Linked DNA regions of Mus musculus: regions 2, 3, 4, 5, 6 and 7 are each linked to region 1. The links are chromatin loops, found by intact Hi-C in ENCODE. Cell type or tissue: left cerebral cortex. All regions are shown on one strand.

What was found. Hi-C counts contacts between places; a loop is a spot of excess contacts. Peaks named below come from ENCODE experiments on the same cell type or tissue, not always from the same donor. Only the 100,000 strongest peaks of a DNase experiment are listed, where the experiment ranks them.
Region 2: it touches region 1 in a loop (9-fold over the local background); 15 of 42 quality-filtered maps call a loop at or near these places.
Region 3: it touches region 1 in a loop (2.4-fold over the local background); 5 of 42 quality-filtered maps call a loop at or near these places.
Region 4: a loop joins it to region 1, with 7 times the contacts of the local background. A loop is called at or near these places in 2 of 42 quality-filtered maps.
Region 5: it touches region 1 in a loop (12-fold over the local background); 4 of 42 quality-filtered maps call a loop at or near these places.
Region 6: it touches region 1 in a loop (13-fold over the local background); 9 of 42 quality-filtered maps call a loop at or near these places.
Region 7: it touches region 1 in a loop (2.0-fold over the local background); 2 of 42 quality-filtered maps call a loop at or near these places.

The regions. Positions count from the first base shown.
Region 1 is chr2:136,884,781-136,888,780 of GRCm38, forward strand. It overlaps Mkks (McKusick-Kaufman syndrome), which reads right to left. Exons shown (of 6, transcript NM_021527.2): 2 at 693-920. Among named protein-coding and RNA genes, the nearest start is that of Mkks, 4.6 kb to the right of the region's middle. In left cerebral cortex, a CTCF peak has its summit at 2,270 (motif pointing left); a DNase peak (open chromatin) is centred at 2,278; H3K27ac peaks cover 265 bases.
Region 2 is chr2:136,483,499-136,487,498 of GRCm38, forward strand. It overlaps Gm32546 (a long non-coding RNA gene), which reads right to left and starts at 2,905. Exons shown (of 6, transcript XR_866766.1): 1 at 2,264-2,905; 2 at 1,835-1,914. In left cerebral cortex, CTCF peaks have their summits at 2,438 (motif pointing right) and 2,639; a DNase peak (open chromatin) is centred at 2,426; H3K4me3 peaks cover 420 bases; H3K27ac peaks cover 330 bases.
Region 3 is chr2:136,778,352-136,782,351 of GRCm38, forward strand. Snap25 (synaptosomal-associated protein 25) reads left to right here. Exons shown (of 8, transcript NM_011428.3): 8 at 2,724-4,000. The coding sequence ends at 2,792. Among named protein-coding and RNA genes, the nearest start is that of Gm39943, 25 kb to the right of the region's middle. In left cerebral cortex, no CTCF peak of the experiment used is centred here; DNase peaks (open chromatin) are centred at 1,669, 2,661 and 3,322; H3K27ac peaks cover 2,460 bases.
Region 4 is chr2:135,965,313-135,969,312 of GRCm38, forward strand. Plcb4 (phospholipase C, beta 4) reads left to right here. Exons shown (of 39, transcript NM_001355153.1): 21 at 1,713-1,854; 22 at 2,605-2,689; 23 at 3,009-3,133. Among named protein-coding and RNA genes, the nearest start is that of Lamp5, 90 kb to the right of the region's middle. In left cerebral cortex, a CTCF peak has its summit at 2,021 (motif pointing right); DNase peaks (open chromatin) are centred at 1,770, 2,035, 2,415, 2,651 and 2 more places; H3K27ac peaks cover 863 bases.
Region 5 is chr2:136,147,389-136,151,388 of GRCm38, forward strand. All of the region lies in intron 3 of Pak7 (p21 (RAC1) activated kinase 7), which reads right to left. The region is part of intron 3 of Gm14218 (a long non-coding RNA gene); the gene reads left to right. Among named protein-coding and RNA genes, the nearest start is that of Gm14218, 12 kb to the left of the region's middle. In left cerebral cortex, CTCF peaks have their summits at 1,771 (motif pointing right) and 2,315 (motif pointing right); DNase peaks (open chromatin) are centred at 1,816, 2,333, 2,733, 2,943 and 1 more place; H3K27ac peaks cover 518 bases.
Region 6 is chr2:136,715,957-136,719,956 of GRCm38, forward strand. All of the region lies in intron 1 of Snap25 (synaptosomal-associated protein 25), which reads left to right. Among named protein-coding and RNA genes, the nearest start is that of Gm32659, 3.6 kb to the left of the region's middle. In left cerebral cortex, a CTCF peak has its summit at 600; DNase peaks (open chromatin) are centred at 1,535 and 2,993; H3K4me3 peaks cover 3,438 bases; H3K27ac peaks cover 1,818 bases.
Region 7 is chr2:136,787,380-136,791,379 of GRCm38, forward strand. No RefSeq gene overlaps it. Among named protein-coding and RNA genes, the nearest start is that of Gm39943, 16 kb to the right of the region's middle. In left cerebral cortex, no CTCF peak of the experiment used is centred here; DNase peaks (open chromatin) are centred at 492, 1,186, 1,693, 3,081 and 2 more places; H3K27ac peaks cover 3,266 bases.

The DNA.
Region 1 (4,000 bases):
ACCCACCTCCCAGTTTGACTCCATATCAATGGATAGGAGAAAAAGGATAGAAAGAGGGAGGGAAGGAGAAAGAGAGAAAAAGACAGAGATAGAGAATCTAATTCCTTTCCTTTTGTTTCTTCTTTGAGCATGAATACTAACAAACTGCATACAACCCCCCTCACCCACAAAGAACCATCAACCCCACCTCCTGGGGCCCTAGCATTTCTATGCTCTCTGAAGTTTCCAGAATTCCAAATATCACACACTTGCAGAAACTATCTGCAGCTGAAGAAACCATGCCTCTGCTAGCTCAGCAGGCAAATCATAGCTGCTGAGGGACAGTCAGAAGCAGACCCATATCTCCACACCTGAAATCCAAAGGAAAGCACTTTCTTATACTATTTCTGTGTTTTTTAAAGACACAGAAATGCCACAATTGTCACTATGCAAAAGTTTTGCTTTTTAAAACTTTTCAAATTTTGGGATTATGAATGAAGGATTAGAGACTTGAATTATATAATCACATCCTCTTGATTTCAGTGATTTTTATTCATAAATTATTTTGAACTGCAAATATGCCTATCTTTGTCTTAAAAAAAAGGGCTATTTGGATGTACCTTAACAAAAAAAATAACAGTTTATTTATTTTCAGTTTAGTCTTTTTCTTCCTGGGAAATAATACACTGTTGACCAGATTTAATGGAACTTACCTGAAAACTGCAAGATGGCTACTTCTCCTAGGTTTGGCTCTTTGGTGGACTTGCAAGTCCCAGACTATCCAGCTCAGTGGTATCGTCCTTAGGAACTTGGAAGACAGGGCTGCTTTTGATTCTGTGCCACCCCAAATGTATGAACCCAATTAATGGTACCATAACCATCAGAACTTTGTACTCTCTCCAGAGATTCTGAAAGCTCATAGTCTGTTGACATCAGCACACCTAAGAAAAGATTAAAAGGGAAAATTAAATCAACTCCAAAACATAAATGGTCTCAAATCATGCCAACAAACACAAACAATATTGTATTTCAATAAAATTTCACTTATAGCTTGGAGAGATGGCTCAGTGGCCTTGCTTTTCTTGACGAGGACCTGGGTTTGGAACCCAACAACCACAAAAACAGTTTACAACCATCTGTAACTCCAATTCCAGGGGATACAACACTCAGGTCTCCGCTGGCATCAGGAACATATTCAGTGTGCAGACATATAGTAAAGATAACTACTAATACACAAATTTAAAAAATAAGTTGACTATAAAGATATTTTTCAAGCTGGGTGGTGGTAGTGCACAGTTTTAATATCAGCACTTAGGAGGCAGAGGCAGATGAATCTGAGTTCGAGGCCAGCCTAGTCTACACAGTGAGTTCTAGGACAGCCAGGGATATACAGAGAAACCCTGTCTAGAAAAAATGGAAACAAAACAAAGAAAAAAGGATATTATTCAAAAGTTTAGAAGGAGCTTCTGCTTGGGAGCACTGACCTAGAATTTCCACAATGGTATGAAGATGAACGCCTCCCAGTGTGTGGGGACATTTGTCACAGTGGTAAATGAGCCTAGTGCATCACATTTCATGTTCTGAGCCTGCCTTGGATTGCAGAGGTTGACCATGGTCTCATGCTACCTGCCCTAAATCAGAGCACAAGTGTCTACACCATCAATTCTGCCCTAAATCAGAGCACAAGTGTCTACACCATCCATTCTGCCCTAAATCAGAGCACAAGTGTCTACACCATCCATTCTGCCCTAAATCAGAGCACAAGTATCTTATAGTTACACCATCCATTCTGCTCAGATTAGCTCCATTCACCCTAGCTCGTTTTTACTACGGAAGGAACACTGCCTGAACGAAGTTCTACACCTCCACCTTGTTCTAGTCTTTTGGGCAACCATCCATATGGGCCACCAAGGGACAACAATGAGCTACATACATCAGACCACAAGTATCTTTAAAGTCTATTTCTTTTCTATGATGGCAACTCTTCTCTTTTCACTTCTGCATTAGGAGATTTTATCTCTTCAATTCTCCAGTAAGACTTTAGTCAGGTTTTATGTGATTGTTACATTCCCAAGCTGAAAGAAATGACAGTAAAATGGAGAGAGAAAAGGCAATTACATGTCCTAGAAAATCCTAAACACTTGGGTCTCGATATCAGATTTCTCTGTTCTGTAACAGTGCCAGTTAAAACAATTGTTTAGTTATTTTCTACTAACATTTGAATACAGGGTTCTTTGACTTTTTAAAAAAGAGATTCTTATTCTGTCTATGAGGTTTCCTGGGCGCCATCTGCTGGCATTCTGGGCAGTGTGAAGTTTCCTTCGGCTTAAAATATATGAAAAACAAAACACTCATGAAGAGAATACCAGCGAGGTTCTTAAAATTAATTGACCTGGCTCTTGTGCTTGGGATGTCTGATATTAACTATTACTTTGTCTTTAATGAAAATGTTGATGTTGGATAGTTGTAAATTCCAATCATTGACTTGAATAGTTCTTTTAAAAATACTGTCCTTATAAAAACAGTTGTTATTTTCAATTTAAGCAACAGTCCAAGTTTGGTCTTTAGTGTAGACACCAGGCACAACTGAAAAAATGGCTAGAAGAGAAGATTCTTAAAGTTTTCCTCTTAAAGAAACAACCTTTGAAGAAATAGCTATGTCTAACTGGACTTAATCATCATGCAGCATATAGTGCCGTACAAGTACAGATTTAAAGGAAAGGAATCCATACTGTGTGCACGCCTAACCTGTCCAGCATGGCAAAGAGAAGAATGGTTTGCCCTCCCCCCACACTTTGTAGATATCTCCCCTAAAATGGCACAAATTTTGTTAGACTTTTCTAGTCGTGTAAATACACATACACCAAATTAAAACTAAACTTCTACTCCCAGTGAGCCAATGGTTTGCAGTTGAATTCTACAGTTTCCACTCTACAATCTTACTGCTTTTCTCACTCACCACTCAAGGACAGCTTGATCAACATCTAAGTTGGGGAAATCTATTTGATGTCAGTAAAGGTAATTAAAACCAAACAATACTGAAAACCTTATATGAGCATGTCACTAACTATAAGGTCTAAAATGCAACTGATGGATGCCTGAGAAGTACCAACCTTCTGGCAGTCTGTGATTCATTAGAAAGGACACAGTGATTTAGAGCTGTCTCAGATGTCTCCCATTCCATTCCACTGATTTTTAAAATTATCATCTAATATTATTATATCTGAGTTATAATTATCCTGATTGTCATCTGGCCTTGGCACTAGTGTGGGGAAAGAGAATGGAAATTATGCAGACTGTTCTGGATTAAGTGTCCAGTTGTTTGGCCCTCAGTGTGACAGCAGGGTTTTTATCTGTCTCTAAATTCAAAGGGCCAATTTCTACCCTTCATCCTTTTTGAGATTTTCATTTTTTTCTACCTTTGTATGGGATACTGATCCCTCTATTTCTTGTCCAGTCTGTAAAAATGTACTTGTTCTAGATCTCATTTTAATCTTCCCTACTGCCTAGATTAAGTAAGCGGTACTTCTGTTACCTATGGTCTAGTCTCATTTGCTGTCAGTTCCAACCCTATTGGTCCCTCTTCTATGTCAACCTACTACTCTTAAAGGTCATCTTCCTCTGCACGCTTGTGACCATTTTTCTCCACTATAAAGAAACAAAGGTTGTAATCTCAGGCCTGGGAACTACAAGAGAGTCACTGAGAAGATAGCATTATTCCAGGTCATCCATCCTTCAGCAAAAGAGCAAATACTTAGATGACATAAAACTGTCTCACAACTAATTAAAACAACAAAAACCAAACTGATCTGAGTCATGAACAACAACAAACTTTCTTTCCTTCCAAACTGCTGTTATACCTGTATTTTATTGGGGGGGGGGGGTCAGACAAAAAGAAAGAGAAAGCAGGGCTGGAGAAATAGATCACTCAGTAGCTAAAATCTTTTGCAGAGGACCCACATCCGGTGACTCAAAACCATCTGCAACTCTAATTCCAGGGGATCTGACAGACCTTTAGGTC
Region 2 (4,000 bases), 400 kb before region 1:
AGTAAGTGTTAGGCCTTGGTGTCTCCCCTTGATCACACCTTGGGCCTGTTTCTGGACCTTCTTTACTTCAGGCTCCTCTCCATTTCCATCCCTGCAGTTCTTTCAGGAAGGAACAATTATGGGTCAGCGTTTTGACTGTGGGATGGCAACCTCATCCCTCACTTGATGCCCTGTCTTCCTGCTGGGGGTGGGCTCTACAAGTTCCCTCTCCCCAATGTAGCGCATTTCATCTAAGGCCCCTCCCTTTGAGTCTTTAGAGTCTCTCACCTCCCAGGTCTCTAGTACATTCTGGAGGGTCCCCCCAAACTCCTACCTCCCGAGATTGCTTGTTTCTATCCTTTCTGCTGGCCCTCAGTCCTTCCCCCGCCCCCCCCCCAATACCAGATCATGATCTCCTCTACCCCTATCCCCTTTCCCTCCAAAGTCCCTCCCTCCCTCCCTTCTCCCTTTGATTGCTTTCCTCTTCCTCCCAAGTGGGATTGAGGAATCCTCACTTGGGCCCTTCAGCTTGTTGACCTTTATGAGTTCTGTGGACTGTATCTTGGGTATTATGTGCGTTTCTTTCTTTCTTTCTTTCTTTCTTTCTTTCTTTCTTTCTTTCTTTCTTTCTTTCTCTCTCTCTCTCTCTCTCTCTCTCTCTCTCTCTCTCTCTCTCTCTCCTTCCTTCCTTCCTTCCTTCCTTCCTTCTTTCTTTCTTTCTTTCTTTCTTTCTTTCTTTCTTTCTTTCTTTCTTTGGCTAATATCCACTTATTAGTGAGTACACTAATTAGTAATCTAACTTATTAGTAATGTCCTTTTGGGTCTGAGTTACTTCACTCAGGATGATCTTTTCTAGTTCCATCCATTTGCCTGAAAAACTCAGGATGTCTTCGTTCTTAATAGCTGAGTAGTATTTCATTGTGTAAATGAACTACATTTTCTGTGTCCATTCTCCTGTTGTGGGACATCTGGGTTGTTTTCAGCTTTTCAAGGAAAAAAATCAGGACATGTTGACTATATCTGAGAAACATGACTTTTTTTTTAAGATTTCCATGATATTTCGGACAATTCTCTCAAATGCTGAAGGAAAGTGTTAACTTTTACCTGATCTCCACAACCTCCTCCCTATTAAACAAATGCTTCCTAAACTGGAAGAGCATGTCACAAATGACTCTATCTTGTGTTCACAGCCCTCAACAGATTACAAAATGCCCTCATGCCATTGCTGATCCCTAATCATATGACATCTTGGTGGCTTCTGTACATTCTGAGTTTAGTTCTTCTGAAATAACAAAATGGAGGGCAGGGAGGATTGAGGGTTATCAGGGTCTCTCTCCTCCCCTCCCCTCCTCTCCTCCCTCCCTCCCTCCCTTTCCAACACAGAAATGGTCCCAGCTTGATACTCCATTTGATTTGTGTTGAAACACCAATTAATATGTTTTTCTTTCTTTTTTCTTTTTTTCTTGGATCTCATTCTGCAGTTAGTATGACTCTTAGATAAATAGCAGTTGCTTCCAGTTCCCTCCCTACACACAGAAGGACAAGTTCACAGTCAAAAAAGGGACACACTTCATGCTCCACTGCTCCCAAGCAGAATCAGCTAAGGTTTTGCCATCTTGCTTCGGCCCCTTTCTGGATCCCTTCCTCACTATACCACACATGGATCCTGGTCCCCAGCCCTGCATCAAGCCAAACCCTTACATGCTACTGTGTGATAGTCCAAGTCAAGTGCTCTTCCCTTCCCCTGTCTTTCAAATATTTACCAATCTCTTATTTGCAAGCCACTGATTCTAAGTAGCCAAACACGAGGAGGCCGTGCTGGGGGCTACCAAGCTTCCAAACAGCCATGACTCACTTTTCATCCAGTTGATCAGACTCACTGTTCAGCAAAAATATGAAAAAAGCAGAATGTCTACATTTTCTGCAAGCAAGGATCTGAAAATGAATAATATATTCATAAAGTTATTCTAATGCCCCATTGTTATAAACATGTACTAAGTACATCTCCTAACTTCATTTTAAAAGAAGATAATAATCTACAACTCTCAGGGTAACATAATATATAAGTGCGTAATAAAACATATATGTATATATTATATGTGCACACACACACACCCTCCTGAATGCAGAAACAATATTTAAGGAAATAAAAGCAAACTAGGTTGCCTAACTGGCTAATGTTATTGGGTTGCTAATTTTATATGTTTTCTAAGACAACACATTCATTTACACTATACCTTAAAAGGAAAACTAATAACATTGTTATTTACATAAATTATCATACCAAAGAAAAGGTGGTGTAGGAACATTTGTTTGCTCTGAAATGCCGTTTTCATAATGAAGAGCTATTACGTTACCGCAAAGGTTCTCAGCAGAACAAGCACAGAGCCATGGAAAGTGAAACCAGCTTCCATAAAAGCTGTAAAATCAGGAAAGAAAAAAAATCAATAGAACAGGCCAGTAGGTGGCGCTGTTGATGTGTGTAATACACAGAAAGGGGCGGGGGTGGGAGGGTAGAGAAAGGAGGAAGAAAAAAAGCAAGGGCCTGTGGGAAAAACAAACACTGACAGAACACCCCTGGAAAATGGCCCTAACTTCTACAGTCTCCCAAGGCTTACAGAGTCGTTTCTTATTCTCTCCTGTCTGAGCTGCATCACATTTCACTGTCTCACTGGACTCAATGAAGAGTTCAGTGTTTGTGTTGTAACACAAAGCTGTAGCCAGTGGGCTGTTTTCATATACAGGCTGCAAGTTTCAACAGAGCACTGGCATTTCTCATTTAATGTGAACAGACACTTTCCCCACAGGTCAAAAGGTCTTGGAGTATGGAAAGTAGCATAAATCTCCTTAGAATGTATTTAAGGCCTACAACTTTGGGGGGAAATTATTATCCCACAATTATCTTTTGCTTGGTCAAAATATACACACGTGTGTGTGTGTGTGTGTGTGTGTGTGTGTGTGTGTGTGTGTGTGATATGTATGTATACACATGTGTGTGTGTATGTATATATACATATGTATATATACATATGGATAGAGGAACAAACTGATTATTTGATACTAAACTAATATGCTTTTGCAACATTCAAAATGGCTCTTAAAAGCAATAGCAGCTATGTGAAGAGAAAGGGGCTCATATAGCTGTCTGAAAAACAGCCATCTTTTCAGGAGCACAGAGGTTGAGACCTTCTCCTTTCTATGTGATAGGATTTATTGTCTAGTATCTGTTTTGTAAAATCAGTTTTCAAGGTTCAGAAAGAAGTCCTGGTATAGAAAACAAGGAAGTCACGTTGCAATTAGAACTTCAACCCAAATAACTAAATGATGAGCACGTTACCCCAGCTGCTATGCATTGTCCTAGTAGCTGCTGGTTACACATTGTTCTTGACTCCAGTGGTCTCACAAGAAGATATTGACCTGAAGTAGCTAATTCGTGAAACATCTTCAGTTGCTGCTACTTCAAGTTGCATAACAAATTGAAAAAGGAAGAGGAACAGAGAGGGGGGGAGGGAGGGAGGGAGGGAGGGAGAGAGAGAGAGAGAGAGAGAGAGAGAGAGAGAGAGAGAGAGAGAGAGAGAAAGATGCATCCCTGTGATGATAGCTTACATTATTTAAGCACCCAAGGCTTTTTTACCAGACTTTGTATTCATTGATTCCTTTTATCTTTGCAATGACCTGAGTCAGGTGCTATCACTGCCCCTTTATTTCAACAGAAGACATTGACATTGAGAAACAGTAAACAGCTCCCAAGGACGAGCCACTAATAAGCTACGGGGAAATCTTTAAATGCAGAGGGGCAGAAAGATGCATGCATTTACCATGTACCCTGAATTTAAATGCGGACTGGCTGAAGGACATACCCATTCATCACGTGGCTTCCAAAGACAACAGCGGACATTAAAATGCAGAGTTTAAGTTATGAGAGGTGTGCCTGAATTCAAAACCAAAGTCTTCATGCTTTACCGAAGATAGGAAGTTCTCGCTTGCACCACATTCAGTCTCGTTTTTTTAGGTAATTGCT
Region 3 (4,000 bases), 110 kb before region 1:
TGTGAGCCAATGGATTTTAGAACCATGTTGAAAGGTTCAAAAAGTGTTGGAACCAATTCAGCCTGACCTAAGCTGTTACAGCTCTAAAGGAAAAATGAACAGAGAAATAATTTCTCCGCTGTTTTCCAGAAAGGAAACAATCTGAGAAAACAGGAAGTGCTTGTTTTCTATCACTGAACCAAATTGACTCAGAAGCAAGGAGATAACTCAACAAAGCCAAGCAGGGTTCCAGAGAAGAGATTTTTTTTTTTTTTTTCTAACTTAAGAGGTCAAAATGTTGAGAAACTGTCTTGGAAAAAGAATTTTTTATCCTCTTGTAAAGACAGCAGAAGCCACGTTCTAATACCTATGCCAGTATAATTCTCTAGAACGGCGAGAACTTTCTGTATTTAGCTGTTCAACTACCAATAAAGGTGTACACAGGGATAAAAGTTTAAGGAAAGGCTAGACAAGTTGATGGGAAGCAGCTGCTCTGGCTTGCTTAAACCCTAGACTGCTGAGTCACTGAGATAGAGCTAAAGGGTATAATTGCCTTACAATAATTAGCATATCTTGGCTGATATTTGCAATAGAATCCCACACACAAAGTCACAATTGGACACCATTTAAACAGCCCATTTGAGTCTGGCTGATCATGTTACTGAGCTACAGTATTCCCTCTTTCTCAAGGAAGTTCTTGTCTTTGAGAACTGTACCAGAAGTCTCAGTATGTATAAGGTTGAGTTAAAACCGCACAGTAGGCAAAGCAAAGAGAATTTTCTTCTCTCCTGGTCCCACTATGATCTTCTCTCGTCATCATTTGGGTTGAGAGAGAATTCTGGGAAGTTCAAAACAGAGTTTTGATATAGTCTTCTGGATTTTTAAGTCATTGCTTTGTGGGTTTGCTTATGTGTGTTTATATGTACAAACTATCAAAGTTACAAGCACATTGTTCTTCTAGAATACTTGAAATTAGAAGTAAGTTTCCATCCCAAGCTTCATACTGGTGCTAATGAAACAATAAAGATATTCAAACTCCAAAGTAAGGTTTGGTGAAAGAAAATGTGCTGTGATCCAGCGATGTGGTCCTCAAGGTCTTCCACCAGTGGAGGCCACTGAGCTTGAGAAATAAGACAACAGCTTAGAAATGGGATTTGTAGTTCACCAGCTCTATGAACTGGGGAACATTTTAACTCTGGATGTGCTGGTGTATGACATAGACACAGTTGTAGATGTGTGATGTGGGCCAGTGCAGCACCTGCCTGAAGCTAAGGGCTCAATGTACTCAGTATCCCCTTCTAACAAAGTCTGGGCTCCCTGATGGACAGTAGCCTTTCCACAAAGGCAACTTAGGAAGCACGTCTCAGAAATGTCAGCAATCTTAGGACTCTCTAAAATCAAGCAGGAATCTGAGGATGGGGTATCCTCCATTTAAAAACAAAATCCTCGAGGATTAACCAGGAAAACGGGATGAACACTGACAGAGGCATTTTCCAAAGGACATGCCTGAGGGGAGATTCTGTCAGGTTTTGTTTTGTTTTGCTTTTGTTTTCTATTTCTTTTATATACCACATAAAAAGTATGTGGTACTTTTGTGCCATGTAATATGGGTCTGGAATTTGAATGTGACTCAGAGAACTTGAGAGGAAGGAGCAAGCATCTATTGAACAAAGGCATTACAGCTCCACCCTGTCCTTTGAGACTATCCCAAGAATAGCCTCTGCTCTACTTACCCAAGCTGCCTTGCAAAGGCCAGGCAGTGCATTCATAAGCAAGACAGTCTCCATTTACCTTCGGAACTGACGTTTGTTTTAAAATGGATTATTTTCTTATTTAAGCTTCTCTGAGCTCAGTCTAGAAATGGCACAATTCAGTCTATAGGAGCATGTCAGATTGGTCTGAGCAAAGTCATTTTCCTTTTCAACAAAGTAGGATTATTTATGACACAGTTTATAGGTACAGAAGAAGGATCTGGGAACCAAATAAAATTGGAGGAATTATCCATTTTTCAAGTGAGAAGCCTGGGGGGTCAAAAAATATGTGTCTATAGTTCTGAATAATCAGGACAAATCAATGTTCTTTTTTATGTAAATACTCATTTTGAAGCCAACTCTTGATTAACCAAACAGATGGCAGAGAACCATAGCCAGATAATTCAGTTGTGAATAATCCAGAAATATGTTCAACTTTCAAGATCTTTGTTTGAACATAAATGAGTCCAGTGTGCTAGGAATTTATAAATTCAAATTGAATATAGAAAACTCTACCCAGTTGAGATTGGAAAGTGGGAAAGTAGGCACATAGCCTATGGTCAGTGAGTGATAGTAGATCATTCCCTCGACCACCTGGTGGCTTTCTTCTCTGCCCAGGCTGTAGAGTTACAAGTGGGAGCATTGTTTGTACAGCACTTGTAATGGGAAAAAGCAACAGCCTGTACTTGCTGCCTTACCTTTCTCCATGGCGATGGGAACAGTTAATTTCCTAGGCCTTGACAGTCTAGCCTTTGAGCACCTTCCCAGCATAAAAGATAAACTATAGAATACTGTCCTCAAACAGCAGATGCTATCCAGTGAGGAAAACCATTGAAACCTCAAGTCAAGTTCCTGTGACCTTGTCCAATGGTCTTGGGGGTGGGGGAGTGATATTTCTGAATGAGTTGTTTCACAAAAGAGCTTGAGTGGACCCCGGGGATGAATAGGACCTTAAGGAGTCGTCTAAGACCTCTCTTCTCTCCTCTTTTCTAGGCTGATTCCAACAAAACCAGAATTGATGAAGCCAACCAACGTGCAACAAAGATGCTGGGAAGTGGTTAAATTTGCCCTTCTGCTGTGCTCTCCTCCAAATGTTGTTGGACAAGAGAGCTCCTTCATGCTTCTCTCATGGTATTACCTAGTAGGTCTTGCACATACACACACACACACACACACACACACACACACACACACACACACACACACAGAGTCAGTCACCCCCATTGTAAATGTCCTGTGTGCTCTGTCAGCTTCCCAATGATACCATGTGTTTTTTGTTTTTCTCTGGCTCTCTTTCTTTCCAAAGGCTGTACATAGTGGTCATCTGGTGGCTCTAATTCCTAACTTAAGATGTCTTGGGTCTCGTTTTTTTTTTTTTCTTTTCTCAGTGGCGTTTGCTGAATGACAACAATTTAGGAATGCTCAATGTGCTGTTGATTTTCTCAATACACAGTATTGTTCTTGTAAAACTGTGACATTCCACAGAGCTACTGCCACAATCCTTTCTTAGGGTGTCAGGCTCTGAATCTCTCCAAATGTGCTGTCTTTGGTTCCTCATGGCTATTCTTTGTCTTTATGATTTCATAATTAGACAATGTGAAATTACATAACAGGCATTGCACTAAAAGTGATGTGATTTATGCATTTATGCATGAGAACTAAATAGACTTTTAGATTCCTACTTAAACAAAAACTTTCCATGACAGTAGCATACTGACAAGAAAACACACAACAGCAACAATAACAAAGCAACAACTACGCATGCTCAGTATTGGGACACTGTCAAGATTAAGTCATACCAGCAAAACCTGCAGCTGTGTCACCTTCTTTCTGTCAACCTACAGACTTACTGATTATAATCATCCCATTTTCTTTTTTTCACATATACATACACACACACACACACACACAAAGTGGATTTAACACACCATTAATCATTTCTAGCAAAATATGTGTTTGGCTGAAACTATGTGAAATGGATGTAATATAGGGTTTGTCGAATGCTTTTGAAAGCTATGTTTTGGAGACAATACTCTTGCTATGTGGAAAACGTGAAGATCTTCTACGTCTGGCTCTTGTTAATCACCATCTCCCCGTGGTTTGTCATCAGTACAATTCTCTGTTGCTTAATCTAGAGCTATGCACACCAAATTGCTGAGATGTTTAGTAGCTGATAAAGAAACCTTTAAAAAATTATATAAATGAATGAAATATAGATAAACTGTGAGATAAATATCATTACAGCATGTATATTAAATCCCTCCTGTCTC
Region 4 (4,000 bases), 920 kb before region 1:
TATCTCCTTAAATGGAATGAGAGTTCCGTCAAAGGAGAAGGTTACATAATTATTAGCATATTGAATGTGAAGATAAAAATAACCAGTAGGTAATCGGAGCCATATGATAGTGTGGTGGAATCGATCGTGGTTCTGAAGGTGCCAATCCTCTGAAGGTTACCATTCATCATAGGGTTCTCAGAATTCAGTCGCATTGGGCACTGGCCTTACTGTGAAGAAAATATATTACATTTTGTTTTCTTTTATGCTCCACAAGGTTCTCGTTGTTTGTACACGTATTTCATTGTGCAATGCCGAGACCAATGGCAGTCACGCACAGAATTTGCCAATTCCCCGGATTGTCACTCACAATTCAGAACAGAGAACATCCTGCCTTGCTGTCTGTAGGGTCTTGTTGCATATAGAATGAAGTGTCATCTTATTTCCTGACTATTCATCCTGAAGGGATACCCTCCCGTGTTCACAAGGACCCTCTATGCCCGGATTGATTTTCTTAAGATGGTAGGGTCAGAAGTACACAGACTGGCTAATTCGATGTTTTCCATGTTAGCTGGATGATTTTAGTCCCCAAGGCCTCAGTTTTGCCCTGCGGCTACTGGGAGTTCTCATGATACACGGGGGTACATTCCAAAATCCTTCAAGTTCAGTAAGATGAGGAGATTTCAGTCTAAGTGCAACAGGACCCCGCAGACAGCACGGCGGGCATACCCTCATGGCTCCAACATACAGCACTGGTGTTCTGAGCATGAGACACATGGGACAAAACAGATTTGGCTCTTGCCCATATTTGGCATGGTGAGTGGACTCTGGGCTTATATGGAAAAAGATGAAAATGGGCATAAGTGTCATGTACTCTATCACAGACTTTCACAGGAAGAAGCAGGCTGATGTCAAAGATGCAGAGGTTAGGTCCTCAGCCAAAGCGAGCAGATAAGCTAACTGACCTTACTCACTGTGCACCCGAGCTGTTTCTGTTCTTAGATTGAGTCTCTTGGAGGAAAATAACTCCAAAGTTCCCAACAAAATACCGACCACTTTTCGGGACACCCATTTTGTTGATGAATGAGTTATTTTTGCTTTAATTTCTCAAGAAATGCAAACAGTCGTTTGTAGTTTTTCTCTGTACAATGTAATATGTCCTATGTAGCAAGTTACCAAGTTCTTTTGATAGTAAGTGCATTAATAGAGATAACTAAATCATATGTGTGTGTGTGCTGCAAGTTCCTGAAGAGATTACTTTAAAACGTGGTCTCCAGTTCCCCATTGGCAGTGCCTGAAAACTCGGCTGTGGAATGACAACCCTTTAGGCCTCCTCCAGCAGATCTCTTCCAGCGGGGCCTGCAGTTTCTGCCTACAAAGCCTGTGGGTGATTTTGATGTATGCCATTGCTGGATGGCCACCCAGTGGAGCTTTGTGTATTGGCCTGAATGGTAATACTGCAGTCTATCACTGTCGGTGTTGGGTGAGACCTGGTAAAGTTTCTTGAACGTTTGATGGTCCTTTGAAAACCTAACAGATAAAATGAATGCTTTCAGGTTATCTCCTTTTGTATTAAAACCTATGACTTTTAAAGTAAAACTTTAAGAGAGCAACAAGGTCTGTTACATATTAATTTACGCAATGCAGATACTCTTTTAATTAGGATGCCTAAACTGAATCCGTGAGTCCCTTTGAAGCCATCCACTTAAACGGGTTTGTCCTTGTGCTTGCAGGGCCTGGTCACCGTAGAGGATGAGCAAGCATGGATGGCATCTTATAAATACGTAGGTGCTACCACGAACATCCATCCGTACTTGTCCACGATGATCAACTATGCCCAGCCCGTGAAGTTTCAAGGTTTCCACGTGGCTGAAGGTAACATTGCAGGTTAAATGCAGTAGCTTTCCTGTCTGCTTCCCTGTCGCACTGGCTGCCCCGCTGATTTGTTGCCATCTTTTTTCTTTGTGGATGTCCATCACTTCACCTGACTTGATTCACTTGTGGTGGTATTATGCTGTCATTCTCCAAATCATCCACGAGGTGGCGGTGCAAGACTGTGACTTAGCTTGTAGCTTTCCGTATGCTTTCGTAAGGCTTCTTTATTTACTTTGTTATGACAAACTATATTAGTAATATTTATGAGGCACAGTACCTGTCTTTGTTACCTGTGTGTGTATATTGTGTAATCTATGGCTTCAGGAGAGTGAGGAAAACTTAATCAGTGGGTACAAATGCCTTGAGTTAGGGAAGTAAGATTTGATGTTCTGTGGTACATAACTCCTATTCAAAAGTTGGTTCCCCACGAAAGCCCGTTCAAAAGTAGTTAAAGGTATTTCCTAACCATTTCTGGCCCGAAGAGTACGTTATTATCAAAAACTGCATATCGCAGCAGTGACTATGACACTTGGGTTGCATATCACTTGTTTAGTGAGTCCACATTTAATTCATCATATGCACAGAAAGTTAGTGAAACTCAGAGCAAATGACACACACAGTCATGTAGCATGGGCCACGAATTCTTCCTGAGCTGGGATGTAAGATGCTGGTTGTGATTCTGTCTGCTGCTTGCTTTTTGAGGGGTTTGATGGCTGAGTTTCTGAGTACATCTTTGCTTGTCTTTTACAGAGCGCAATATTCACTATAACATGTCTTCTTTTAACGAGTCGGTTGGCCTTGGCTACTTGAAGACGCACGCGATTGAGTTTGTAAAGTATCCTAACGGACTGTATGGGATGAATGGTGCTCTCAAGGACCGGCAGGGATCTCTGCAGTAGATTGGCAGTGGTCTATAATTTTAATATTTAGCTTTTTGTATAATTTTTATCATAGCGCTGTAAAATGGTGTCCCCAGACGTACATGCGTTGTTTCCAGAATGCACACCGCAGCTGTGATTTCCTCTGAGCAGTGTTTATAAGGGGATTGGCCCCGTGCTATCTACCTGCTTGCCATTGTCCCGCACCCCACTGTTGTTGTTCTCTGTTGTGCGTTCGCCTTGGCTGCTCTTGGATTTCCTTAATCAGTTACCCAGTTACAATAAGCGACAAATGAGCCGCATTTACCCCAAGGGAGGCCGAGTTGATTCCAGTAATTACATGCCTCAGATTTTCTGGAACGCTGGTTGCCAGATGGTTTCACTGAACTATCAAACCCCAGGTAGGCGCTAATGTCCAGTGACCCCGAATTCCACAAGAACATTGGGACAGGGCAGCCATTGCAGCTGCTCCCGTTGGCCTGAGGCATTTTCTTTTTAAAGGAAGCTGCCATGTGAAAAAAATTTGTTTTTCTTGCATTTATATTAATGGCAAAAAATTAAATCCCCAAAACGAAGCCATAACAGAAGATGCCATTTCAGTTTTAATCCATTCCATCAATGCTATGAGTAGCCCCTATTCTATAATATTTTTAATTTCTCTCTCTTCTGTATCAAGCTTACATCTTTGTTCCCAGAGATGGGATTTGGTTTCAGTATCTTTGTGTGATAACTTAGTCTCTTTGCTCCTTTGGAAAATACCACAACCAAGGTGGCCATCCAGCAAACACGGATGGCAGCAGCACCTACCATAATATGACAGACTTTCATCGTAAACTCTGTAAGATGCCATGCAAAGAGATGTCATCAGAGTACTAATCTGTAGTTCAATCTTCCAGAATATATTCACGGGCAGGGTTTCAACATACAGTGGTGCTTTTTTTTCCCCTACAAATTCTAACTTTTGATAAATGTACAAATGCTTGAAGTTTTCCAAGTTTGCATCAGAGCCTCTGACCATAATCCTGTGACTACAGATTGGGAAATAGGAAAATAAGCATTAAAAAAAAGAGAGAGACAGATGGCACAAACCATATTTATTTTACATGACCGTGTTCTTCTGCATGGCTTTAAAATTTGGTAGAAACAGGAATAAAAGTAAAATAGCTAACTAAATAGCAACGCATGTCTGGTCAGTCCCTCACTTTGTGAGCAGCACCCTTGCCAGGACTTTGCAGGCATGGAGCCGTTTTCTTTTCTGGTCACTCTAA
Region 5 (4,000 bases), 740 kb before region 1:
TACTCTGTATGGCAACCAAAAATTAATAGAAAGGAAATATTAAACAGACTAAAGTGAATAAAGAAATCGCATTATTTCTTATATAAAACATCAGTTGGTTCCTGTGTATCATTGATGGATAAGTGAAGCTCAGAATTAAAAAAAAAATACCATTCTGATTAGCATCTTCATTGCAATTTACAGGTATAAATCTAACAAACACAGACAAGATCTGTGTGCTCCAAAGTACAAAATGTTAACGAAAATATAAAAAGGAATTGAGTAAACAAATAAATATTCCATGATCATGGATCAGATGACATAATGTTCTTACTTCAACTTGATCTACAGATGTAGCTTAATTCAGATCAAAATTCCAGCAAAAAATCCATGTACTTAGGTGAATATATAGTAGATTATAAACAACAGTTCTCAACCTGTGGGTTGTGACCCCTTTGGGGGTCGCATATCAGACGTTCTGCATATCAGATATTTATGTTACAATTCATAACAGTGTCAAAATTAGTTTTGAAGTTGCAATGAAATAACTTTATGGTTGGGGTCACCCCAACATGAGGGACTGTGTTAAAGGGCTGCAGCATCAGGAAGGTAGAGAATCATTATCATATGTGATAGAGAGAGAGCAAACCTATAACAATTTGTAAAAGGTAAAGCTATGCAGAGAGTAAAAAGACTCATGATTTCCAGGATTAACAGGAGGAAGGCATGGGTAGCTGGAGCACAGGGATGCTCAGGGCAGTAACACTGCCCCATGCCACCCAACCGTAGATTTAAGTCTCTGTTGGCAGTCATGTGCAATGTGCATGCCAAGAGCATTCCCTCAGTGTCACCTGTGGACGGTGGCTGGTGTTCTTGCATCAGTGAGAGTCCCTCAGTCACAAGACTGCATCAGTCTGGTGAGGCTTTTGGCATTGAGAGGCTGTGCATGTTTGGGGCTGGGGGTGGTAGTATCTGTGGATCCTCTGTACCTTCTAAATTTTCTCTGATCCAGAAATTGGTCTACAAAAACGAAACAAAACAAAACAAAACAAAACAAACAAAAAACCGAAACGCAAATAAACCAATCCACCACCAGCAAACTATATTAAGGCATTTTTTTCTCTCTACCAAGAAAGATGACTGCATTAGGCCACTGTATCACATTTTGTGGAGTTGCCCCCTTGCTGGAGGAGTAAGCAGGAGACTAAGAACGGATGCTCTAGTCACCACCACTGCAAAGCCACAGGTGTTTTTGTTCCGTATTGTGGAGGCCAGGAATTTGGCAAGAACATCTTCTGGGAAGTTGCCTGTGAAATTAGCGGTTGGTTGAGTCTGTGGTCACAATAAGTGACTGTATATTCCAGATGTTCACTATCATGGTGGCAGGCACTAGATAGAGGCTGTTAACTGGGGGTTCTGTCAGAATATCTGTCACAGCATCTACATGTGATTTTTTCCAAAACAGACTTTCTTACAGGAAATTTAATTTATGTGTGATTCAGGAACAAAAGGGCTGAGAGGCACAACAGAGTGTGGAAAAGGTTAAATTATAACTCAGAAGGGAAAGCTGTCTAATTACTCAGAGTTGAGAGGATAACATTTGTTTATCTCAGTATGGGATCAGTTTTGCTAATTAAAATGCAAATTCCTCTTAATTTGTAAGTGGAAGCATTGACAAATTAAAGCCACAATGTATCCATACCCCAAATGACAGCATACAGGTGCTAACAATGTCACCCCGCTTCCCAAAGCAGCTAGGTGCAAAGCTGTGATGCTGTTCTCGGCCACTAGGTGGCACCTTTGCATAGGTTTGAGAAATCTAGCCTGCAACGAACAGAGTTGAGCACCTTTTCTTTCCCAAGCACTAGATGGCATCTCAGTTTCCTTTGATGCCTTTGAGCACAGAGATTTTCATAGACACAGAGCTGAGGATGAGACCCGGGAAAACTGTGTTAAGCGATTATTCCTGCTTATAACTTTATTATTCCCTGCGAGCTTTTCAATGTGCATCAGAAACAGGAACACTTGCCCTTAACTGAAAGCCAAGAAAATTATTCAGTTTTAGAGACAATACAGGAATCCAAGCATTCAAAATGTCAGCATGACCATGATTATTATTAATACTAAACTATGGAAAACAAAAAAAGGAAAAATAAATAAATAAATAAAAGTTGTATTATCAAGCATTAAAGGGATGTTTAAATGTTAAATCTATATCCTTAAGTTGTAGAAATGCAATAGGAGAAAAGATTGAATATACAAGAAGAGATTATCTAAACTGAATTTACAAACAGATGAGTAGGCTTGTAATGGGACACTTACACCAGAAGAGGGCGGCATAGTTTAAGGAATTCACAACATTTAGGAACTCGATAGGTCAGAGGACACCTCTCTAATGTTATTGTGCTAAAATTGTTAATCAAATTGAAATGCATGACTCTACTTTATGTGGCTTGTGCCTTTCTCTGCTAAGAACCTCTACCCAGTGTTATTGCTGAGGTGAACGTATAGCAAGGTACCCTGGCTCCGGACTTTAGTTCAGACATTATTTATGGAGTGCCTGTTGCCTGACAGCAAGGTCCGTAAGTAGAATAACCAGCTGGTTAAAGGGAAACTTAGAGAGTGAACATAGCAGTGTTTCAGGGCGGGGGTTCCAAGAGGAGATTCAGAAGATGGAAGGTGTGTCCTCTCATAGTCTGTTCCTGGGTGTTGCTCTAGTATTTAATGGACTAGAGCAAATAGAAGCAAAGAGCTTTAGAGTAAAAACAAACAAACAGACAAACAAACCGCACAAAAGCATGGTGATGTTCAAGCCTAGGAATGTTAAGTACCATCTAGGATTTGGGAAAGAAAAACCGAAAAGGGATCCGATCACTCTCTTTTGTTTTCAGTTGGAGGAGACAGCTGATAGTTGCTAAGCCCCGGCCTTGTTCTAGCCAGCTTCCTTACGAGTGGCTCATCCTCTCTGACACCAAATCTTGAAAACTTTGTCGACTCCTCTCTCTTCTTGACTTCTTCTCCCTCCCTGTTTGCTGTGTTGATTCTGATGTGAGCAGCTGGGCCAGTACTTGGTTGTTCCTGATGGCTGGTGCTCTCTGCATTCTTGGGTAGATACTAGAAAGCACACACTGTATCCAACTCTGCTCTGGTGAGCATGACGCCGAATCTCTGTGATTTCTCTACTTGGCTCTTGTTGTTTGAACTCACAGGGGATTTCTAGATGGTGCTGAAGTTTGCTCCCAAGGGGAAGTCTTTCAGCATTAGAAGACAGCTGTCCTACATAACTTTCTACTCCTGAGTCTTTGACAGATCACCACTGTTCTCAGCCATTCATGAAACTGCCTAAGTTCTGGATTATTTATCCTTGTGGTCACCTTCCCTCTGAAGCACCCATTAGACAGTGTCCCAAGATAAAAGTGATGCCTTCAGAGTTTGAATAACGTGGCAGGAGGTGGGTAGAGAGGATGAGGATGGAGCAGGCTATTTCCATCCTTGCTACTTCCCTTTCTCCTCTCCGTACTCTGTATGTGTAATTGTGATCACTCCCTTGAGCCCTTCCCCTCTGGGATGAATGGTTCAGTAAGGAAGAGCTCACATCTGACTCATTCACTGCTGTGTCCCTAGCACGTAGCGCTGATCTCAGGACACAGCAGCCGTGTGTCGAAACAACGTGACCTGAAATACAAAAATGGAAATTTGAATTCAAGCCTCTCCAGAAAGGCTGTTGAAGGCAGAAAGGATTCTGGGATCATTATAAGTCAAGCATGGTGCACTTCTTCATGTTCAGTCAGAACTACCTCTCTTGATCAAGATCAAATGGCCTCCTAGGCCCTGGAGAGTTAGACATTGGTAAGGTCTGGCTTGAGAGACATCTGAGCACAGATAAGTCTGGGAACCTGTCTGTGCTCCATTTGTGCAAAGATCCGCATAGATAAGCTTCTTTGAGAGCAACATGAAGACCTGTGAAACGGATTCAGGCATCATTGTTTTTCTGTCTGTACAGAGCTAAGACAAGACTGAA
Region 6 (4,000 bases), 170 kb before region 1:
GTCATGGAAAATCTTCAGAAGGAAAAATAATAAGATGGTTTTTCTTCGTTTTAAAAATCCAGGACAATGTGATGAAGGAGGTGGGAGCAGAGAGGCATATGGAGAATCCAGGAAACATTCCTGCAGATGGTGGGATGGAACCTGCTTGTTTGTTTATTGTTGTTTTCCACATTTAGCATTCTCAGCACAAAATAATGTACAATTTCTACAATCTTTTCATGGTGCAATATCCCTAGAATTGATAATTTAACCTTTACTTTATAAAGCTTTCACAGCTCTAAGGCAAGCTGTCCCTTAATTTGTTAGATGATATTCCTAAACTCTAAAGTTAACCCTGCAGTAAAGGTTATCAGCTGAACAATTGATTTCTCCTCCAATGACGCCTAGCAACTGCATAGCAGCTGGCCTTCAGGAGAACTGTTGGCTTTGACCATTGTAGAAATAAAAACAATGTAATAAAGAGATTGAAGGAGGAAACAAAAGAAAATCCTGACTTTTAAATGATGCACTATCAATAAGCAATGCTTCTTACATTATGAGATTGCGTTACAGTACTAGAAAAGCAGGAAAAATAATGGGTTTGGCCTCAGCACTGGATACATTCTGCAATGTCATCCCTTGCCAGCAGGCACCAACCTAATAGGAAGATATTGATCAGTCAGAAAGCACCAGATACATAAATCAACCCCACAGGGGATATAACATTTCATGGTTATATGGTTTTTGACCTCAGTAAGTTTAGAATCTAGTAATCTTAATAGAAATAATAAGTAATAAAACTTATCACACAAATCCAAAGTTAAAAACCAATAAAACAAGGAAAAATTATGAGATTGTAAGTAATTCATTTGTAAGTAAATGTGAGCGGTGGTAAGGATAGGGTTTCAGACAGGGCAAAATCAAAGTAGACATAGGTCTTGAGCTAGCCTGGAAAGGTTGAAAAGAAATTAGAACGGCCTGCTAAGTAAACAACTTCAAGTTATGTAAGCCAGGCTATCTTTCTTCAGTGAATCCTGCAAATGTCTAGCCATTTGGAGACAGTTGAAAGCTTGTATAGGGTTTTCTAGAATGGAATTAGAGCCCCCTATGGAATGTTTTGAATGGCAATCTTAGAATTAGATATTTTACTCTAAAATTGATTTCTGAGTAATATAACTAGCAAAGCAACGAGGTTCTGGCTAACACCCCAAAATTAACAGAGTAGTTTAATCCCCAGTATTAAAGGGAAACACATCACTATCATCAAGGGTGATTCATTTAAAAAAAAAAAAGTCCTGTAGTTAAACATCACTTACCATCTCTCTCCAAGATATTCGCACCTATATGGACATATAGTCCTCCCCCATAAGTGAATTGCAGTTTCGGTGTTCCATATTTAACTAGAACAAACTATCTGAGATGAATACATGCTAGGGAAATTAAAAGGCAGGTCAGAAACCAGGTGATCAGAGATCCTAGGATGTACATTTGAATAATAAACATAGTGTAGAACGGTCTCTCCCTCTCTCTGAATATTCCACATTGGCAAATGCACTGAATTGGGGCAGGAAGGGGTCGGTTTTTCACAATGTGTTACATACTGCATGACAAATTGAACCAGTGCCTAAAAATGGAGCGTGGTGGTAACATTTTATAAAGCTGGGGTAAGCAGAGGTAAATAACAGAACACATTTCTTTTCCAACTAAGCAGGCTGATTCTTCTTGGTTCCCTATATCCTAGAGCTGGATTGAAGTCTAAACTACACACATTTCTGTTTTTTAACCTTGTAGTTGCCACTCCCATAGTAAAATGTCAAAATTCTAAATACTGATAGAAATACTAAACCAAAATAGCCAACAGCATCATCACTGCAGAGGAAGGAATGGAGGTTACAAGCATAGATTTGATTACTTGCCTTCTGTCAGAAACACAACGTGATTTCCCCCTTTCGCTATTTACCAAATCACTGGCAGAAGAAATGTGATGTGGTAATGTGTGACCTCCCAGCTCATGGGAAGTTGGGGGAAGGGAATGTCATTGAAACTTTAGGAGGAGGTTGTCAAGCTGGGTCCAGAGGACCTTTCTCAGGTAAGAGAAAAGGAAGATGTGAATCACAGTGTCAAGAAAGCAAGACATGGTGAGTGGGGAAACTGTTTCAAAGAAATTAGTCCTATAAAAGGAAAGAGACTTCAGAATTGCTGTCATTGCTGTAACAATAGCTGTGTTGTTTTTTTTTTTTTTACATTATTATCTTCACCAAGATCGCTAGCTATACTTTTCCCCTGAAAAAGTTCAAGTGAATTCTGATTTTAAATGAACTATGTAAACTACAGTCATGTGTCTGATACAATACAATAGCATTTAGTAAGCCATGAATTCGATTTTAAAGGACAGAGATGCCTAAGGCAAAGACTAATCCGAAGTACTTTGTGGGGGGCCAGGTGTGAGATGGCCTGAGCTATCTCTGCTGCTAGTTCACCAAGTGTTGGTAATGACTTTGTAGTAAATCATTTCAGTTTTACAGGTGAAGTGGCTGAGATAGAGCCAAGAGCTAAATGACATATCAGAGAGCTGAACGGGAATAATTGTAGTCAGTCTGACTCCAGAGACCAGGGTGCTAGCTGAATGTACTTGGTTGCTTTTTGTATCATCACTTTTCTTGCTGGTCAAATGAATCACAGTGAATATACATTGATAGGTAGATAGATGCTAGATAGATAGATAGATAGATAGATAGATAGATAGATAGATAGATAGACAGATAGACAGATAGACAGATAGACAGATGATAGATAGACAGACAGGATTGGACCCAGAGCATTAAGCATGCTAAGCAAGCACTCATCCCCTAAACTATACTGCAGGCCTCTGCACGTGATTTTTTCCCCCATCTTTCCCTCCTGGTTTGAGAATCGAGGCATGCTCACAGCTCTCCTGAAGCAACTGCTTATAATTTCCTGTTTTCAGAATCAGTCTCCTAATAACCCACCAGGGCACTGTAAAACTTGGTCTCCTCATCCACAGACAGTGTTGGTCAGTATTGCTGCTATTCTGACGCAGCTGAAAGGCCTCAGCGACGTGTGTGGGCCTCAGAAGAAAGGCTTTTGGATCCTGTTGTCTCAGCAATGCTTCTGCTGTCAACCTGCAGTCACAGATCTTAGAATTCATGTGTCCTCAGTATCATATCCCTTTCTTAGTCTTTTTTTGTATTCCCTCTGCCCCAAATTATTTGATATCATCTTTCTAGTCAGGCAAGAAATCCTGCCTTTTGCTTCAAAGCTCTGTTCAACATCATCACTGCCTTGAATGTCTGCCCTCCTTATTCAGATCCTTGGTCATCTAGTATATACTATGTCCTGCAGCTTTCCCAAACATTTTAAATTCCTTGTAAAAAATAAATTAGGTTTGAATTTTCGCTTCAAGATTCTACTTTTCTCATCTCCTGTGTCTTACTTAAAGCAGTTTGTTGGCTTTTATTTTCTAACTTCTGCTCTCCGTCTGCCATTTATAAGAGAGAAAAAATACCTCTGCAGAATTTCTGAACTGCTAAGTATTTTAAAAAGTCATATTTCTATATGACCTGAATCATATGATACAGTGTAAACAAAAAATGATCGCACATGGTTGAAGGTACAGTGGTCCAGCACCTGCTTACCATATGTGAGGCTCTGGGTTATATCGGAGAGGGAGAGGGAGAGGCAGAGGGAGAGGGGGAGAGGGAAAGGGAGCGAAAGAGAGGGAGGGGGAGAGGGAGAGAGGGAAAGGGAGAGGGGGAGGGGGAGAGGGGCAGAGACAGGGACAGGGACAGAGACAGAGACAGAGACAGAGACAGAAAAATCAATCCTCTTATTTCAGAAAAGACTCCTTGCCTCTATAGTTGACTTCAGATTCCAGCTTTGTTCATCCAGGTAAACTGTTACAAGGCAAGAAAAGATTGTCACTGATTGTTTTCTTGTTGGTTTTCTGCTGACTCACAAACATTATCCTTTACCACAGTTAACTGGTTGTTATACACAAGTC
Region 7 (4,000 bases), 97 kb before region 1:
GTTGCTCTGAAAACTAGGAGCAATTGATTATGATACTGTGAGAAACAAATGCTGTTATCCCATACAGTTGTTTCCAAATTGCCTAGCATCAGTACTCCTGCTGATACTTTTAATGATACTGGAAAGCAGGCAACATGATCTGAGGAATACAGTTCTTAGTGATTGCTATATAACAGGTTGCCCAAGCCGCAATATCTTAAAATCCTAAACAACTTATTTAGCTCTCAGTTCTTTGGCATTTAAGTTAGGTCTGGCAGAAAGTTTTAATCTTGGCTAGTCTGTAATTGTGGTCAACTGTCGCTCCACTGGGAACCAGTGGGCCATCTCTTGCTGAGCCTTCCTCTGGCTCCATATGACCTTTCCTTCTGCAGCAAGCCATTTAGAGATTGTTAATATCCTCTTCAAAGCAAGGCTACTCGCTTTGGCCACATCATATTGGCCAATGTAACTCTCACACCAATCCACATCCAAGGATGAGGAAACAGATTCAACCTCTTGGGAAAACTTCCAGATCACTTAACCAAGGTTATAGATGCTGTGCTGCTGAACGGAAAGGCTGCCTTCACAATTACTCTGAAATTCTCAGAGATATAAAGAGTTCTTTCTCTCCTCTGGGTCCTCGGAGTCTAATAAAAGGAAAGGTTAAGACAGAGTTGTCTCTGTCTTAGAAAAGACCCTGGATGGATATTCTCCACAGGAGCACAAGAAGGATTGGAATATCAGAAGTAATAGAGCTGGCGCGTGCTAACAGAATGTGGTAGCCTGTTGATGAAACTGACCTTAATCCTGAAATGTCAAAACTAATCCTACTCCTCCAAAGCAAGAGGATTGTAGCCACTACCCTTAAACCCTAAATACCCAGAGCTTGGAAGAAAGCATTTTAACATACAAAATGGGATTGGCTCCTCAGCTAGCACTTGATAAGTACCTCTTGTCTGAAACTTCTGTGCCTTCCTTCCCATCTTTTATTTGTTGCTATTTTGTGAAGATTTACACTAGATTTTATTTTCTTGTGGGAGTCTTTATTTTGCTTTTCTTACCAAGCTTTTCTGTTCAAAAATATACTGTTCTCTTTGCTAACGGGGCAAACGAGACTGATTAGTCAAGGATGAAGATGAAATTATGTGTGTCAGAGACAGCTTAAGTATATACAAGATGTTTCCTGGGTGTCTGGAGGCGTGGGGTGTAGGAGGTGACTGCTGTCTTCCATGGCACCAGCTTGCTTCTTAAAGGAACCGTGACAATTGCCAGTTTAAAAAGGATGAAGGGAGTGCCAATGGCATGTGGTTTTAAGTTGTCAGAGGCTGCATAAATAGAAAACTCTAGAGACCTAAATCTATGCACTCATTTGTTATTAAAGGCAAAACTCCAAACTAGGCCAAATACATCCTTTAATAAGTTTCAGATTTTATACCCCCGACCAAAAATCTCCTTGTTTTCCATGATTGTAGCATCCTTGAATTTCTATTCTCTGAATTTATACACCTTCAGTGCAGGTAGTCTGGCTCCTCAACCTTCAGACTAACGAGTGGTTCTTGGGTGGCTATTCCTCAACCAACTGTCCTAGCCTCATTTTATTCCAGAACAATAACTGCAAACCAAAAAGAAACTTTGGAGTGCCTTGGAAATGCTTTTCCTTAGGTAGAGGATAGTGCAGTCTGGTCCCTCGGAATATAAAACTTCAATAAAGAAGTGCATCTGGGAATGTGAGTTCAGAGACAGGAGAGAGGGATGGAAAAATGTAAAGACTCCTTGGGAAGTGATGCCAAGGAGGTATGATGAAGTGAGCCAAGTTATTAGGTACCTGGGCATTTGGGTCTGAGAGATAGCAGAGAAGCAGGTGGAATGTGAATCAAGGCTATTTTCCTGGGCAAAGACATGGAGAGGCACTTTCTTTGGCCATGTATTGTCATGGGGTAGCATTGAGACCTTCTACGTGACTTGTGCACTTGAAAACCCAAAACAGTACTATACCAACAGGACCAACATGACAGGTGAAGCTGAGGTGCACAGAGCCAATTCATCCTTCTGTAAGCGTGTTAAGGTCTGTTTGAAACTTATTGCCAGCACTATGATTGGTATGGCATCAGATCAAAAGAATTTGAAGGTACATATAAGGAGCATTGCTGTGAGAAAAACATGAAGGAAAATCAAGCCAGCAAGGTCCCCATCACAGCCTAACATCCAGCTATTAAGATTGCTTTCTGGCTCAACCCTAGATGGACCATTCATATCCCAAAAGTTCCTCAATTGCCTGCTCCACCTACAGAGTTTTAACTGAGATTTTATTTGAAAGAGCTCTGCTGGTAAAACAAAAAATACAAAAAGCAGGGAAGAAGAAGGAAAGAAACATTTTGTTATTATTTTGGAAGTATTTGTTTGTTTTAAGACAGGATCTTCATCTGTTACCAAGGCTACATAGAAACTCACTATATCAGCCAGGCTGGTCTCGTATTCATAGTAATAACCCTATCTCCTGCCACGACTAGAATGATATCCACTTCTGTAGGACAATTTGGAGGACAGATGTTGTTGTTGGATTAAAGATATGGATGAGCACAAAAAAGTAAATAATTAAAAATAAAAATGTTTTTTAAAAGGCAGAAAAATGATTTAATTGTGTTTGCCTAGATTATGAAATCCAAAAGCTGGAGAATGTACGTGAAGTAAAAGACAAGGAAGGGATAGGCAGAGGCTAGGGTAAAATGATCATTCTAGAAGATAGCACAGGTGACTCGACACAGTGATAGTCTATGGATGAAAACGCATCGTCAAAGCAAGCATAGTCAAGAAGTCAACAGTAGTGATAGACACATTGCCTGCCCCAGGCAGGTAGGACAGAAAGATGCGTATAAAGCACACAAACAGGGCTTTTATTTGCATAGCAGGAAAGCACATTCTAATCTAAGGATTACTTTCCTGGGATCAGCTTATATTCACAGTTCATAAAGAAAGATGGCAGGCACCATTTACAAGGTTAGAAGAGTTGGACTGCTTGACTTGAGTCATAGGTTTTGCCTGAAAAAGAAAAGGGAAGAGGAAATGATACTTCGAAGGTGTACAGCATACAACACAGCTAAAACAGACCTACTTGGGAAAGCACAAGAAAGAAGGCTGTGGGGTAAAACTCAGTGGTAGAGAGCTTATGTAACCATGCATAGGGTCCTGGGTTCATCCTCAGCACTGTGAGAATTGTTTTAAAAGTGGGAGTAGTGTTAAATAAGAGAGACCTATTAATGGGACTTTTACATACCATAGAAAAGGATTGAAGACAAGGACTGCTTCTCAACTCAGCCTATTGTTATGACTACAAGGCTATTTCTAGTTTGGCTTCCCAAAATAAACTGTTCCTTTGTCCATTCTCTTCTGCCCTGTCTTTCTTGTCCTACAGTCATCACCAAGGTAACCTTGACTATAATCTTGTACCACACTGCTCTCGTCTGGAGTCTCTATTGTTATAACACTTTTCCGAAGTAAATAGCTCTGGAATTACATATGCATCATCTTTTAGCCAAAAAAGCTCACCCTCCACTCTTTCCCATTCTTACAACTTTACATGTGCCCTTCAAGTTTATGTAACAGTCTAGTACCTCCTATTACACTTGTTCTCAATAAGTCCAATTGCTCGATCCACCAAGAGCATGAGAGCAAGACACTAGCCCTTCTTATAAGAATATCTTCAATTTCCTGTTGAGGATCAGAAAACCTGAACTCTAGATCAATAGTTCTCTGTGTGGTCCTTTTTGTTCCAAGGTCCTGGAGAACACCAGAAAAATCATGGACTACTAACATTAAAAATACATGTACCACCTGGGCATGGTAGTACACAGATATCACCCTTGTGCTCCAGAGACTTGGGAGGAAAATAGAAAAGTGAAGAGCAGCTTGGATTATATCTTTCTGAAAGGGTGTGGCCGTATTGCAACTCTGGTGTCCAGCAGAAGCAGTATAAATGGGCATAATCACTTTAGTAAACTAGCAAGAGCTAATAAAGCTAAAC